Linked DNA regions of Homo sapiens: region 1 is linked to region 2. Evidence: read pairs that join two places in POLR2A ChIA-PET (ENCODE). Cell type or tissue: OCI-LY7. All regions are shown on one strand.

The links. ChIA-PET counts read pairs that join two places held together with the same protein. Peaks named below come from ENCODE experiments on the same cell type or tissue, not always from the same donor. Only the 100,000 strongest peaks of a DNase experiment are listed, where the experiment ranks them.
Region 1: POLR2A ChIA-PET joins it to region 2 with 13 read pairs; 2 of 35 experiments call an interaction of 5 or more read pairs at or near these places.

What each region holds. Positions count from the first base shown.
Region 1 is chr5:156,771,473-156,779,472 of GRCh38, reverse strand. No RefSeq gene overlaps it. Among named protein-coding and RNA genes, the nearest start is that of PPP1R2B, 75 kb to the left of the region's middle. In OCI-LY7, no CTCF peak of the experiment used is centred here; no DNase peak of the experiment used is centred here.
Region 2 is chr5:156,916,432-156,924,431 of GRCh38, reverse strand. It overlaps TIMD4 (T cell immunoglobulin and mucin domain containing 4), which reads left to right. Exons shown (of 9, transcript NM_138379.3): 7 at 2,216-2,333; 8 at 3,929-3,968; 9 at 4,891-5,140. The coding sequence ends at 4,975. It also overlaps the pseudogene APOOP1. Among named protein-coding and RNA genes, the nearest start is that of TIMD4, 43 kb to the left of the region's middle. RefSeq lists enhancers at 1,680-1,959, 3,529-3,638. In OCI-LY7, no CTCF peak of the experiment used is centred here; DNase peaks (open chromatin) are centred at 1,828, 3,500, 5,301 and 5,811; H3K4me3 peaks cover 2,447 bases; H3K27ac peaks cover 6,780 bases.

The sequences.
Region 1 (8,000 bases), 140 kb after region 2:
TATCTCTTTTTATATTTTTCCTCTTTTTATATTTAATTTTGATTTGTGGTTAAAGCAGAGAGCAGGCCTTGAGATATAAGCTCATTACATCACCTTGACCAGACTTTGAAGTGCAAGACTTTCTCCTGATGTGGGAGATTCTGGTCCCAGAGTCCAGCCACCCTTGGCAATCCATGGTGTTTACTAAATCTTGGCTTATGAAGTTCTGGCCTCTATCTTGGTGTGGTGTGAAATGTCTGCTACTAGTGACTTCTGTCTTCCTCCTTCTTCTTGTAAACTTCAAAGGACCTCTTTCTCTCCCTTCTTGTTGGCCTCAACAGCACTCTGTGTATGTTTTGATTCTTTTATTATTGTCCTTGATGGTCAATTACAGAAGCTGTGTTTAGCACCTAAAAAGTGTTCTTCTTTCCTGGAGAACAGATTAATATTCACACTCTCCCAGCAGGTGAAAGGCAACAACTGCATCTCACATGTCTAATTCACAGAAGAAAATGAAGATGAGCAAAGCATTTGAATGTACGGTCTTTCTAAGTAATGAAACTAATTACCTGCTACGTTTTTCTAAGAACTTTCCATTCTCTCTGCTTGAATACTTTTCTCCTAAATGTCTGTGTGCCTGACTTCTACCCATCAAATCTCAGATGTCACCTCCTCAGGGAGGGGTTTAATTCTTTTACTGTACTTTTCATTGTCCAGAAGTTATCTTGATTGATTGCTGGTATATTTTTATATTGCCTCTTTCCATTAGATTGTAAACTCCATGATGGTGGAGGCCATGCCTACCTTGTTTGTTATAATCCTCAAACACATAGAAGAATGGCCAGCACTCAGTATGTGTTCAATACTTGGGCAATGAATGAATGAGCTACTTTTGTTCAAGATTCAGCACTGGTTACTCTGATGATATGTAGTTCACAGAGCACCATGTAAAATCACCAGATGTGAGGGCTGGCAGAGATCATTCATCTGACACTTTCATTTTACAGAGGAGAAGGAACTGAGGCTCAAGGCTTTTCACAGTCATGTAACTAGTGACCATACTGGAAACAAGGTTGAATTTCTTTTATTCATGCCACATCAATAGTTTTTAAGGAATGCTAGCCCTTGGAATCCCTGTCACATGGTCAGTGTTCAGTAAATATAGAAGCACTGAACAGATTCCAAATCTGCCTCCGCTGCTTTACACATGCCAACTTGGATAATCACTAAGTCTCTCTGGGACTTAGTTTCTCTGTTTGCAAGATGATATAGGTGTCTTGTAATTTAAAAGGTAATTTAAAAGATTATTTGGCAATGCATGTGAAAATGTATTTTGACAGAGGCAGTAAAAGAATAATATAAAAAGAATGTCACTGCTCTTGTGTCACCAATCTTGTATAGCAAAGAATGATTGATGGCCAAGAGCTGGGAAAGACATTACAGGAGCCCCAAGACCTGAAGAAAGAATTAATAGGCATAGTAGTTCAGTTTCTGTTGCTTACAACAGAATATCTGACACTAGGTAATTTATAAGAAGAAGACTTTATTGCTTACAGTTACGGGTGCTGAGAAGTCCAAGGCGGTCAAGGGGCTGCGTCTGGTGAGAGCCTTCTTGTTGATGAGGACTGTCTGAAGAGTGGCACAGGGCATCACATGGTGAGGGGACTGAGTGTCCCAGTGTGCCAGCTAAGGACTTTTTTCTTTTCTTTCCCTTTCTTTTCTCTCCTTTTTCTTTTCTTTTCTTTCTCTTTTTTTTTTTTATTTTGCTTCCTCTTTCTTTTCTTTTTTGAGACAAGGTTTCACTCTGTCACCCAGGCTGGTGATTGTGCAGTGGCACAATCACAGCTCACTGCAGCCGCAATCTTCTGGGCTCAAATGATCTTCCCACCTCAGCCTCCCAAGTCAGTTCACCACTTTCTTCCTCTTCTTATAAAGCCACCAGTTCTCCTTTCATAAAAACTCATTAATTTGCTAATCCATTTATGAGGTCAGAACCCTCATGATCCAATCATCTCTTACAGGCCCTTCCTCTCAGTACTATCATGTTGGGGAATGTATTTCTTTTTTTTTAAATTTTAATCTATTGAAAATCTTAGTCTTGTTTTATGACTCGGGAATAAATCTCAACATGAGTTTTGAAAGGAACAAATATTCAAACCATAGCAATAGGTAAGGAGAAAGACATGACGAGATGTTGGTATTAGAAACTTATCCTTGTGACTGAGAAGCTGGGGAGTGGGCCCTCTTTGATTTCTCTAAGACACTGTTTTTGTAGCTATCAGAATCATAATATAACTGTCAGAAGGAATAGAATTAACTATGCAATCGTAACACATATGTCAGAGATCTGTCTGGGATGCCAGGCAATCAGCAAATTTTTCTCAAAATGGAAAACAAAAGCCAAAGAAGCATGAGTGCTTTCATGTGTCTATTGTTTATGGATAACATTTTATTTTCCCTGAGTTACGTGGATGTCATGGGAACAGGGTGGGTGCCTCATCCAGATGGGTTCTGTAAGGAAACAGGATGGGTAAATGGATGCTGAGGAGGCCACCAACAGAGTCTACTACAACCTGAATTTCGGACTAGATTGTGTCAAAATGGAGACATGGCCATTGGAAAACCTTCTGATTTGACCATTTAGGAGGTCAGTGGTGACTTTAGAGAACCATATTATATTAGAGGTAGGGACAATGATTAGATTGGAGGATATCTTTAAGTGTGCAAATGGTGAAAAAGTAAACATAGACTATGATTTTAAGAATTTGGGTGGTGAGGCCAGGCACGGTGGCTCACGCCTGTAATGCCAGCACTTTGGGAGGCCGAGGCAGGCAGATCGCTTGAGCCCAGGAGTTCAAGACCAGCCTGGGCAACATAGTGAAACTCCCTCTCTACAAAAAATACAAAAATTACTCGGGTGTGGTGGTGCATGCTTGTGGTCCCAGCTACTTGAGAGGCCAAGGGGAGGATGACTTGAACTTGGCAGGCAGTGGTTACAGTGAGCAGTGATTGTTCCACTGCACTCCAACTCTGGGTGACAGAGCGAGACCCTGTTTAAAAAAAAAAAAATTTGGTTGGTGAGTTTCTTGAGGTGGGCAGGATTGAGAGAATACTTTTGGGTCTGTGTATATTATAAATGACCTTTCCTACAAATAGGAAAGATCTGACAGTTTTGGTAGGTCCAGAGTGGCAAGATTCAGGAGAAAAAAAAAAAAGGGCATGAAGAGAAGGAATGTTTCCTTCCTCAAGGAAGAGAGCAAACTATACACACAGTGCTAAAGAAAACTGAATTTAAACACTGAGTGGGGATGGTTGAAGGTGTCAGGAGCCCAGGTTATTGAGATCAGAACTTGGAGGCATTCTATAGGAGGGAACGTGGTCTTAAACACTGGTCTAGGTTAGACACAGGTTGATATGGTTTGGCTGTGTCCCCACCCAAATCTCATTTTGAATTGTAGTTCCCATAATCCCCAAATGTGGTGGGAGAGACCCCGTGGGAGGTAATTGAATCATGGGGGAGGTTACCCTCATGCTGTTCTCGTGATAGTGAGTTCTCACGAGATCTGATAGTTTCATAGGGGGCTTTTCTCCCTTTTGCTTGGCACTTCTCCTTGCTGCCACCATCTGAAGAAGGACATGTTTGCTTCCCCTTCTGCCATGATTGTAAGTTTCCTGAGGCCTCCTTAGCCCTGTGGAAGGGTGAGTCAATTAAACCTCTTTCCTTTATAAATTACCCAGTCATGGTTATTTCTTAATAGCAGTGTGAGAATGGACTAATACACAGGTTTAGCTGACAACATAACCAATACCTTTCCTCACTGTATCCATTACTCTGTGTTAAGTCTTTCCTCTTACAGGGCATAATTTGGTTGGAGAATACCCATTTGGCTGGAGGAGAAAAATTAAAAAAAGATGAGCTAGTTGGGCCAGATTATAGTGTATCAGTTATTTAGCTTTTAAAGAGTAGAGAAGGACCCCTGTGGTAACTGTCTGGACTGTATGGTAACTGAACTGGAGAAGGGGTTGATTATAGAATTTTGGGGGCCTTGGTAGATTATCTGTGAAGGGGTCTTATAGAGAGCAGCAAGATCAGTTAGATTTTGGAGGGGACGTAGGTTATGAAGTGTAGAAATCATGGAAAGGATGGATTTAAGATGTACTAATCTGTATGAAACCATTTGGAATTAGAATTGCAAGGTTTAACTTGCAATAATTGCAAGGTTTAACAAAACAAACCTGGAATGTTGAGACAGGAGGAGTAGTTATGGGAGTTTGAGGAATGAAAGTGAATGAAAGGTAACAATGGTCAGAAAGGATGTCCAAGACCTGACTACATCAGTTATTACAGTCACAATTTATAGGCAGCTATCCCTTTCCAGTTGTGGTTAAATTTTCTTTGGTTTCTCTTCATGTCTCTTAAAAGGGGGAAGGGTTGGGGCCTTTCTCACCTAGCCCTTGCCTGAAATCCAGTAGGGGAGCTAAGCTCCTACCACCTTGTTGCCCAAACTTAGTTTAGATGTGTGGCTTGTCCTTTGATGTCAAATCTGTAGTAGAGCTTTGTAGCCATCACAGAGGCCAGCAGAACATTTTCAAAGGTTTTATTCTTCTGTGGAATAGAAGGAGAAGCAACCTTAAATCCCCAGGTATTCTCTGTGTTCAGAAGTCTTTTCAAATTTGACTCATTGGTAGACTTGAATAAAAGAACTGAAAATTACAAATTAAATAATTTTTAAAGCCAAGGTTAAAAATGATTTTTGTTCATCCATTTTATAAAATTAATGGTAATAAACTAACTCTACTTAGAAAAACAAAAATAAACAGCCTGATTCATATTAATGCCATCATTTAAAATGATCAGTGATCCTTATCCTTAAATATATATATTTTTTCACATAGCTTGCAAGGTACTGAAAGTTTGTGTTCCCCCCAAATTTGTATGTTGAAATCTAAGCCCCAATGTGGTGGTAGTAGGAAGTGGTGTCTTTGAGAAATGATTAAGTCATGTGGGTAGGGCCCTCGTGAATAGGATTAGTGCTCTTTTAAGTGGGACCACAGAGAAATCATTTGCTCTCTTTCTGCCATGGGAGGATACAATAAGTTGTCAGCCTGCTACCTGGATAGGGCCCTCACCAGAACGTGACCCTGATCTGTGACTTCCAGTCTCCAGAACTGTGAGAAATAAATTTGTGTTGCTTTTAAGCTACCTGTTCTTCAGTACTTTATTACAGGATATCAAACTGACTAAAACATAAATGTAATGATCTTTCATGTAATTCTAGGTATTTTAAACTTATTTAAACATGACATTTTTCCATGAGTTCCAAAATTACTTTAATATTTATTTCATTGATTGGGTGTACCATAATTTGTTTACTTATTGTTACTGTTGTTGGGGAAAAAAAGGAAAATTCCAATTTTTTTATACTGTGTTAAACAATTTTAGGTTTATGAATTTTTCTTCATGAGGATTATTTGTAGGGTCAAAGTATGTGCCACTAATTCCATTTTGTAGAAAAATAAAAGATACTAGTCTTTTTTGAAAATGTTTTATTATACAAATATTATAAACACAAAAATGATAAGAAATACCTACAATATCACCATCCAAATCAACTTGCTTCATCTTTCAGTTTCCCTAGCAGTCTTGATTCATGTGTGCACATCACTTTTACATATTTAACATCAAATTTTGCCATACTGAAATTAAATCCTCACAAATCTTTTTTAAAGGCAGCGTGATATTCCATAAATTTAAAATAACCATAATCTAGTTGGCCTTCTCCTTCGTCTGATTAGGAAGCATTGCTAAGTTTTCCCATCTTTAAATTCTGCTACAGTGCACACTGCTACTACTAACAACATTTTCCTATTTAAATATTGTTGCCCGGATGAATTTTGAAAATAGGTTTACTAGGTGAAGTTGTATAAACATTTTTATGACTATTTAAAAATACTGACCAATTACTTTCTGAAAGAATATACCAGTGCCCATTGCATCAGTGGGCAAATGTTTGTCTTACTGCATTTTGACAGGAAAGGTAGACAACTTCAAATAATGGGAGGAATTATTTTGAAGTTAATACTAAGCTCTGCCATTTGCTAGTAGAATTACTTTAGGCAAGTTTCTTAATTTCTTTGAGCACGATTTCTCTAAGACGGGGAAAATGCTGCCTACCTTACAGGTTCTTTTCAGGTCTAAACATATGGTATAAAACGGCCTTATTACGTTGCCCTCCATAAAGTCACTATTTAAACAGTCTGATAGGTTGAGGAAAAACAGCTCACTTAAATCCTATTGTTTTTTTCTGCAAGGGTATGACCATGGTTTCACCACATTTATTTGATAGATTTAACCACATTTTATTTGGTAGAGTCGAAGTTGGGTTTTTTACCATTCGTAAAATCATATTGCATCTTAAAATCAAGAAAATATTGTTTTTCTTGAAAAGTGGTTATTAATTGTGCTATCTTCCAGTGCTCTAGAATGGAAACAATGTACATTTTCACTTGTGTGCATTATGTGCTTATCTCCTTTGTTCATATATGTATTGATATCTTGATGGGTTAATAAGAATTAATTTGCATTAACTCATCAAAGTTCGTAATTTCTAACCATTTCTCCTATTTACTTGATTATTATTATTTAAGGTTCTCTTATTTGTGGGAGTGGGACGAGTGATGAAAGAACTTAAGAATTGCATATGGGCTGGGTGCCATGGCTCATGCCTGTAATCCCAGCATTTTGGGAGGTCAAGGCGGGCGAATCACCTGAAGTCAGGAGTTCAAGACCAGCCTGGCCAACATGATGAAACTCTATCTCTACTAAAAATACAATAGTTTAGCTGAGTGTGGTGGTACATGCCTGTAGCTTCAGCTACTCTCTCGAGAGGCTGAGGCTTGACAATTGCTTGAACCTGGGAGGTGGAGGTTGCATTGAGCCAAGATCCTTCCACTGCTCTCCAGCCTGGGCGACAGAGCGAGACTCTGTCTCAAAAAAAGAGAGAAAAGGAATTGCATATGCATGAATGTGCCAGTTTTTCCTTTTTGAGATTTTCCTTGTCATTCTTCCACAGATCCTAAGTAGGTTGTTATTCCATGGCCTATTATTTTGTCTTTTATTCACAGCTCATACTATGTTATAAGTGATCATTTTAGGTCCTTGTTTACCTCATTAGGCTCTGAGATATTTATTCAAGAGTAAAGAGAGTGTGTTATTTATTTATAAGGGAATAGGCATTCAATAGATGCCAGATGAACAAACATTTGACTCTGGTCCACTGGAGTTAATTTAAGGGGTGACTCTGAAGCCTCCTCAACCTCACCAAGGACGCTGCGGATCGGTTTTCCTAATAACAATCAAGTAATCACTACCTCTTCCCTTGGTTTGTAATGGTGTTCCAGCTATCAGCTTCCCTGGAGAACTATGTTCTCCTGGATCACTGCTTATTTCACACTTGCAACTGTTTGTTTCTTTGTGAGATTGCCCGTTTGTAAGCTGAGTACAGAGACCACCATCTTGTTCTTGCTCTCTGTCTTGGAGTGTTTAAGAATAAGCGGTAGATTGAACTGATAAATTGATAGATGATGAATTCTTATATTCACTTGAGTCTATTTCTGGGTTTTCTGGTCTCTTCAATTCAACGATTTCAGTTTAGACGCCTTGCACTCTGCTAGGCTTGAGTGATAAAATAGTGAGGAAGCCGTGCATCTGATCTTGAGCCGTATTCTAGTAGGCTAAACAGAAGAATGAATAGGTTGCTTCAGTACGATGTCAACCGTGATAGAGGTTGCCCTCTATCATGGTTGTCCAGTGTGCCCTCAAAGTACAGGGAAAGTTTTACTTGATCTATTAACGGAACAAGTCAGAGAAGCCTTCTTTTTTTTTTTTTGAGATAGAGTCTCGCTCTGTCGCCCAGGCTGGAGTGCAGTGGCGCGATCTGGGCTCACTGCAAGCTCCGCCTCCTGGGTTCACGCCATTCTCCTGCCTCAGCCTCCCGAGTAGCTGGGACTACAGGCGCCCG
Region 2 (8,000 bases):
ATTTTGGAGATATTCATAGCTGTCTCACCCCCATTGAACCAAACTTTACATCTTTGGCTTCATTTAGGAGTACCTTTCCTGACACCAACTTTTATATAGCTCTTGATAATGTCAAAGCTGAGAGATGCTTTCCTAAGCTGGGTCCTTGACTCATCTGCATGTTTAGATTAGCCCTCGAGAACTTAGTAGAGTAAAACTCATAAACCTTCATGGGATTTTGGGGAGGGAAGTCCTTTTTTGGTGCTGCATAGACTTTGAAGGTGAGTAGGCTCAGGCTGGTCAGCCCCATGGACCTCTAAACCACCTTGAACATGTTACTGGCAGTGGGGACTTTCACAAGGTCTTTTTAAACGTTTGAAACTCAGTTTCTAGCCTGGGCAACAGGGCGAGACCCCTGTCTCTACAAAAATAAAAATTAAAAAAAAAATAGCCGAGTGTGGTATCATGTACCTATAATCCTGGCTACTTTGGGAGGCTGGGGTGGGAGGATCACTTGAGTCCAGGAGGTTGAGGCTGCAGTGAGCCTTGTTTGTGCCACTGCACTACAACGTAGGCAACAGAGAGAGACCCTGTCTCAAACAAAATAACAGCCTGGGTCTTGTGGCACACTCCTGTAATCCCACTTTGGGAAGCCGAGGCAGGAGGATTGCTTGAGCCCAGGAGTTCAAGACCAGCCTGGGCAAAATAGTGAGACTCTGTCTCTACACAAAATTAAAAAAAAAAAAAATAGCCAGGCATCGTGATGCATGCCTGTAGTCCCAGCTACTCAGGAGGCTGAGGTGGGAGGATTGCTTGAACCCGGGAATTCAAGGTTGCAGTGAGCTGTAATCATTGCCACTGCACTCCAGCCTGGGCAAGAGCAAGACCTTGTCTCTACAAAAGAAAAAAAAAATCAGTTTCTTAAAACTGAGACTTGGTTTTTGATTCTCTAGACTGCTCAGCAGAAAAAACTGAGACATTTTTACAATTAAAAAATTTTTTTAGGCCGGGTGCAGTGGCTCATGCCTATAATCCCAGCACTTTGGGAGGCTGAGGTGGGCAGATCACTTGAGGTCAGGAGTTCGAGACCAGCCTAGCCAACATGGTGGAAACCCATCTGTACTAAAAACAAAAAAATTAGCCGGGCTTGGATATGCATGCCTGTAACCCCAGCTACGTGGGAGGTTGAGGCAGGAGAATTGCTTGAACTCGGGAGGCAGAGGTTGCAGTTAGCTGAGATTGCACCACTGCACTCCAGCCTGGCTGACAGAGTGAGACTCTGTGTCAAAAAAAAAAAAAAAAAAAAAAATTTAATCCCAGCAATGGCAGGAGCTTGAGCCCAGCCTGGGCAACATAGCGAGACACCATCTCATTTTTTAAAATTAAAAAAAAAAAGTTTAAACTTTTCTTTTAGGTTCAGGGGTACATGTGCAAGTTTGTTATACAGGTATCTGTATTTAAAACATTTAAAAAAATCAATTTATTTAAAAATAACAACAAACTCACTTTGTGCTAACATAACATGTTTTATGGCAACTAACTAACTCTATTTTGAAAAAATATTAGTGAGAAAAATGAATGAAAAAATTACTGAGAAATATGGCATTGTTTTACATTTTTTGCAAATCTCATTAATATCTGGCTTAATAGGAGACAGAGGGATTCTCATCTCTGTTTCCACATTCTGTGTAAGTGACAGCAATGACATCACACATCACATAGCCTCTGGGAAAGTATACTGTATATCTCATGAGAGAATGATAGTGAAAATGGCAAAAAATGTCTCATGAAAATCATTTTGATCTCATGGGCCCCCCATCTAGACTTTGAGAACCACTGCTGTAGAAAATGTGAAATTAAGTTTCATTTTCTCTTTCATCCTGTTTTCTCTAGAAGCCTAAGTCAGCCATGAAAAGAGTAGCACAGGGCTAGGGAGAGCTCAAAGGATTTGAGCAGCGGCTAGGAAAGAGATTTGACCATGGAGAACACAGCTCACAACAGTTATTTTTTATCCTCAGACCCCTGAGCCCCACAGCTCCTTATGCCTGATGTCTAACACTTCGGAAAATTTTGGGATATGGGTCACGTGTTTTGGGTTTTCAGAGATTTTTGACAAAAGGTGGTGAAATGTAGTGAAACTGCTGGTGGTTGTAAGGTGCTATTGGGCTGGGATGTCATCTTGTGAGGGTGGCATCTAGCAGTGACTGGGTCCATCTCCTTGCCTGTGTCCCATCAGATGGATGGAATACCCATGTCAATGAAGAATGAAATGCCCATCTCCCAACTACTGATGATCATCGCCCCCTCCTTGGGATTTGTGCTCTTCGCATTGTTTGTGGCGTTTCTCCTGAGAGGTAAGGAGGGAGGGCCAGGTGATGGAGCACTTCAGAACCCTGGCGACTGCAGGAGGATCTGGAGTTGTCTCCACTTCCTTCCCCTTTATCCCTCCCCAAAGAGGCTCAGTTCTGCCATTGTTCCCATCCCAGCCAGGGAAGTAACAGGTAAGTTCATTCTCCCCAAGCTGCTAATGACTCTGTGTATTAACCTCCTGGTAGAGTTTACGTTTTGGAAAAGGAAAAAAAGCAGAAGAGCACCTTCATTTATTGGACATTTCTGTGCCAGTCCTGATGGTATACTCTTGATGTGCCTAATTCATTTTATCCCTATTACTGCCTTAAGAGGAAAGTACTATTTCCTACTTTGTTCACTTTCTCTGTTCTTTGGTTGGGAAAACCCTAGCTTGTCTCTTCTTTTGGCTAGGATTGTTGCAGGACGAAGACCATGAACAATCCTGGTTTTCTTCTTCTTTTTTTTTTTTTTTTTTTTTTTTTTTTTTGAGAGAGTCTCATTCTGTTGTCCAGGCTGGAGTGCAGTGGCGTGATCTCAGCTTACTGCACCTCCGCCTCCTGGGTTCAAGTGATTCTCCTGCCTCAGCCTCCTGAGTAGCTGAGACTACAGGTTCACGCCATCACACGGGACTAATTTTTGTATGTTTAGTAGGAGGGGGTTTCACCATGTGGGCTAGGTTGGACTCAAACTCCTGACCTCAGGTGATCCACCCACTTTAGCCTCCCAAAGCTCTGGGATTACAGGCATGAGCCACCATGCCTGGCGTGATCCTGGTTTTCTTATATGTTCCCTAAAAGCAAGCTTTCTTAACCTGGAGGCCACAGATGGACTTCAAGGGTAATGTGAATCCTTTGAAATCACATGCAAAAGTGTTTATGTGTTCATGCCTGCATTTTTCAGGGGACAAGGTCTGTAGTTTTCATTAAGTTAGCAAGCTGCTCCATGACCTTGCACCTCCATCCCACCCCTGCCCCCCGCCCCCAAAAGTTTTAAAATGCTACAAAAACAGCCATGAAACAGCTTATGGTTTTCAGGCAAATTATAGGCACGTGGCACCTGGTACTGTTGTAAAATGGGGATAAATTGTTCTGTACTCATTAACAAAAGCTGTTTCAGGGCAGTATGTCAGGAGATGAGACTAGTAACCATCTCAGCTGATTTGAATAATAATGAAACTTGTATATTTCAACACCTGCCCCAGGTGCAAAAGCAAATTTAAAATTTACTGGAATCCTGCTGTTAGCCTTCATACAAAGGCATGATTACAGTTTTGGAAAATTCTGAGTATGTCTCGTAAAGAAGTGTTTTGAAACCCAAGTGAGTGCTTGAATTCTGGATAGGCAGATGACTCAGAATGAAATAGCTTAACACCATTGCCCAGAATGTTGGAACAACTTGGTAATTGATGAGCACTAACTGTGGTTAAAATAGCAAGTGTTTGACCTGGGAAAGGGAATGGCTTTTTCTGCCAAAGCCAGCCACTGGTTCTCACCTTTGGCCCATATCTGCTCTTTGCGGGGCAGCACTGGAATTCCCCCAGCATTTTGCATGTTCTATGCACCGCAGCCACTCTGCTCACACTGTGGCCTTGTCTTTTCAGGGAAACTCATGGAAACCTATTGTTCGCAGAAACACACAAGGTAATCTATCTTGCATGAATGGGTGTTGTAATGATTGTACAAGCTGTTACAAATGATTAGCTACTACTCAGTGGTTTAATGACTTGAGCTTGTGTTACGATTACACATAGAGTTGGAAAGATGTGACATTAGAAGTGAAAAAGTTGTGCAGATTTAGCTCACATTAACCTGTGTCTTGGTTAACACTCTGAGCAAAATGCCAGTACCAAGGCAGGTGGGATTAATAGAAGTATAGCACGCAAAAGAAAGAAGGTGATATGGCACTTTACTCTGAAATTTTTTGTTCACCTATGGGTAAGTTAGTTTAAGAGGCCATTGTTAAACTGGAGTTTATTGAGGAGCGTTGGCAATATGGAAAATGAAAAAAGCATGTAGAATATTATTCCTGGGAGTTGGTTCCTCTGCCCAGTTAGACCATGGAAGCAGCTTGTTTTGGGGCCTTTTTAAAAATAGTATTTGAAGATTCTCTAGTAAGGGATTTTAGCTATTTGCCCTATTCTATAGCTTTTGGAAAAGAAATTTTTAAAAAAGGCATAAATTATTAATGAAGTCCTTGCCTAATTAATTGCATTCACTAATTAGTTGCATTAATACCACAATATGTATTAGCAAGAAGGAAAATTGACACCCAGCGAGGTGACCTTTCAAGGTCACACTTAGAGACCTTTTGGTAAATAAACGTATTGAAATCATGATTTTATATTTTGCTAAGAATCTTTTTTATCTCATTATAATGGATTGGCAGAAACTCTTTTTCCCCTGCAGCCTCAGTTTTCCCATCTGTAAAATGTGGAGCTTAGACTAAATGAACTGTGAGCCCTTTGAACTTTAAGGGTAATTGCACTGTAACTTAGCAGCATCTGTTTTGTTTTGTTTTCTAGTCTTGTGTTTCCCATTATGAGCCCCTCTTTTCTGTTTACAGGCTAGACTACATTGGAGATAGTAAAAATGTCCTCAATGACGTGCAGCATGGAAGGGAAGACGAAGACGGCCTTTTTACCCTCTAACAACGCAGTAGCATGTTAGATTGAGGATGGGGGCATGACACTCCAGTGTCAAAATAAGTCTTAGTAGATTTCCTTGTTTCATAAAAAAGACTCACTTATTCCATGGATGTCATTGATCCAGGCTTGCTTTAGTTTCATGAATGAAGGGTACTTTAGAGACCACAACTTCTCTGTCCATGCTCTAATCATCTCTGTAGAATCACCGCTAAGTGATCTTTCACAGTACACTTGAACACTTTCAGTGACAGTGAACTCCTTACCACACGCAAGGGAGTCCATTCAATCTCAGAGCAGTTCTGAGATTAAGAAATATTTATAGCAAAATCTGTCTCCGGATGACATCTGCCCATAGGTCATAGTTGAGCTCCTTATGCCTATCAGAACATCTCCTTTATTAACTGCCGGATCAGTGTTGTGTGAACTAACAGGACAAAAAATCTATAGGCTCCATCAGTCAATAAGACTGATTTTTTTTTTTCTCTCTTAAAGGTAATGTCAAGAGAGTAGAAATCCAAAAGATGGTTACCTTTGGAGAAACATGTGCTTATTCCATTAATGTTGCTATTGCTCTAAGCATGCTGGGAAGTACTGGAGAGCTGTTAACTCTTCAGGTATTAGAAGGAGAATCTCATGTTTCTCCAAATTTCCTTGCTTCTGGGATACAATTTCTGGTTCTTTTGTTACCCTAATTGCCTTCATCTCGTATGGATTCGTATCTCTCCTTTTATGCCCAGCTTTCAGAGTTCATTGTCTCACTGCAGGTATGATATGAGCAGCACAGAGCCTATGGTTCATTAACAATGCAGGAAATGACATGGAATCACACCGTAACTGTGACTCACTTCTTTATTTTCTTTCTTGAGACGGAGTCTTGCTCTGTTGCCCAGGCTGGAGTGCAATGGACAATCTCTGCTCACTGCAACCTCCGCCTCCCGGGTTCAAGCGATTCTCCTGCCTAAGCCTCCTGATTGAGCAGCTGGGCTTACAGGTGCATGCCACCATGACCACCAATTTTTGTATTTTTAGTAGAGATGGGGTTTCACTGTATTGGCCAGGTGGGTCTCTAGCTCCTGACCTCAGGTAATCTGCCTGCCTCAGCCTCCCCGAGTGCTGGGATTACAGGCTTGGGCCACTGCACTTGGCCAACATTGACTCACTTCTAAAACTCCTAAATTTTCTATTATTTTCTTTTCACATTTGAGTGTCTTTAGAGGTGACCATAGTGTCACATCCTAGTTCTTGCTTGGGGAATTTAATTTTGGAAACAGGGAAGAGTCCGTGGGAGTAAAATGTGGTGAATGACAGGAATATTCAACCAGGGGCAGTGCGTGGATGTGAAAGCAAGGCAATCCAAATAAGTTTCTCTAAATATAATCTTGGAAATGTGCTCCTCAGCAACAACAGGTTTATTTTAAAACTTTAATAACTGCTAACACGAGGAGCCATGGGAGAGAGATTAAAGCAAACAGTTGTTGAATGAATGTATAAAAAACATGTGTGCCTGAGTGAGAGGGGCTTCTGGCTGGGTAGAAATGTGGAAAGTAAACCAGATCTGAAAGACATTTCTGTGAAGGACTTCCCAGCATGTTTACAGCAATAGCAACATTAATGGAATAAGTACGTGGTTCTCTAAATGTAGCCATCTTTGGATTTCAACTCTCTTGACATTACATTTAAGAGAGAAAAAAGTCAGTCTAATTACTTGACTGGTGAAGCCTATAGATTTTTTTGTCCTATTAGTTCACACAACACTGATCCAACAGTTAGTAAAAATCCCCCTCACCTGGGTACTTGGAAAAACTGGCCCAAGGCAGCCTGACTTCTGACTTGTTCAGTTGCAGTTGGGCAGAATGATTGGCACCAATGATGAAAACAATTAGCAGCAGATTGGCAGCTGTTTCTTTTCTTTTTCTCTTCTCTTTTCTTTTCTCGTCTTTTCGAGACGGAGTTTTGCTGTTGTTGCCCAGGCTGGAGTGCAATTGCATGATCTTGGCTAACTGCAACCTCTGCCTGGTGGGTTCAAACGATTCTCCTGCCTCAGCCTCCCAAGCAGCTGGGATTACAGGCGCCCGCCACCACACCTGGCTAATTTTTTATATTTTTAGTAGAGATGGGTTTTGCCATGTTGGCCAGACTGGTCTCGAGCTCCTGACCTTAGGTGATCTGCCTGCCTTGGCCTCCCAAAGTTCTGGGATTACAGGCGTGAGCCACTGTGCCTGGCCCTTTTTTTAAAAAAAAAATTTTTTTTTTTTTTTGGTCAACTTGGCTTTGATGTCAGCTTAAGATACTTAAAGTGACTTTGTCTAGTGTGCTAAACTCAAACATTTATTTAGAAACGTTGGGGAAGTGGGTCTAGAGCCAGGTTCAGGGCCTGAATTTCCCCATCTAGAAAATGGAGTGGGGCCAGATGGCTTTGTGTATGTAGTCAGGTTATAGTATCTTGTGAGGTAATGATACACCCAACCCTAACTTAGCTCATGCTCCCTATCCACCTTCCAAAACCACCGCCATTATCAATGTCACTACCAGCTTGGGTCTGACTAGAAAAAGAAGACGACAGACACTTCCTAAACAGAACATTTAAACTCAATGAATATTACTTTTCTGTTTTGCAAAGGGGTATTTTCAATCGATTCCCAAATGTATTTCTGAAACTCCTTGTACCGACTAAGAAACACTAACATGAGCAATCATAGTATTTTAGAGCTCGTAATGGCCTCCAGGAGCCTCTGTCCTAGTAGTTCTCAATGTTAGCTGAATAATCAACTGGGGAGCTTTTTAAATGCCAATTCCTGAGTCCTACCCTTTAAGAGATTCTTTCTGTAATTGGTCCAGGGTATGACTTGGGCATCTGAATTTTTGAAAAATGTCCCAAAGTGGTTCTAATATGGAACCAAGTTCTGAAAAATGCTGGTCTAGCCCGGTGGCTCTCAAACTATGCACTTCAGACCAGCAGCCTCCGTGTCACTGGTACTTGATAGAAATGCAGATTCATGTCCTTCACCCCATACCTCCAGAATCAGAA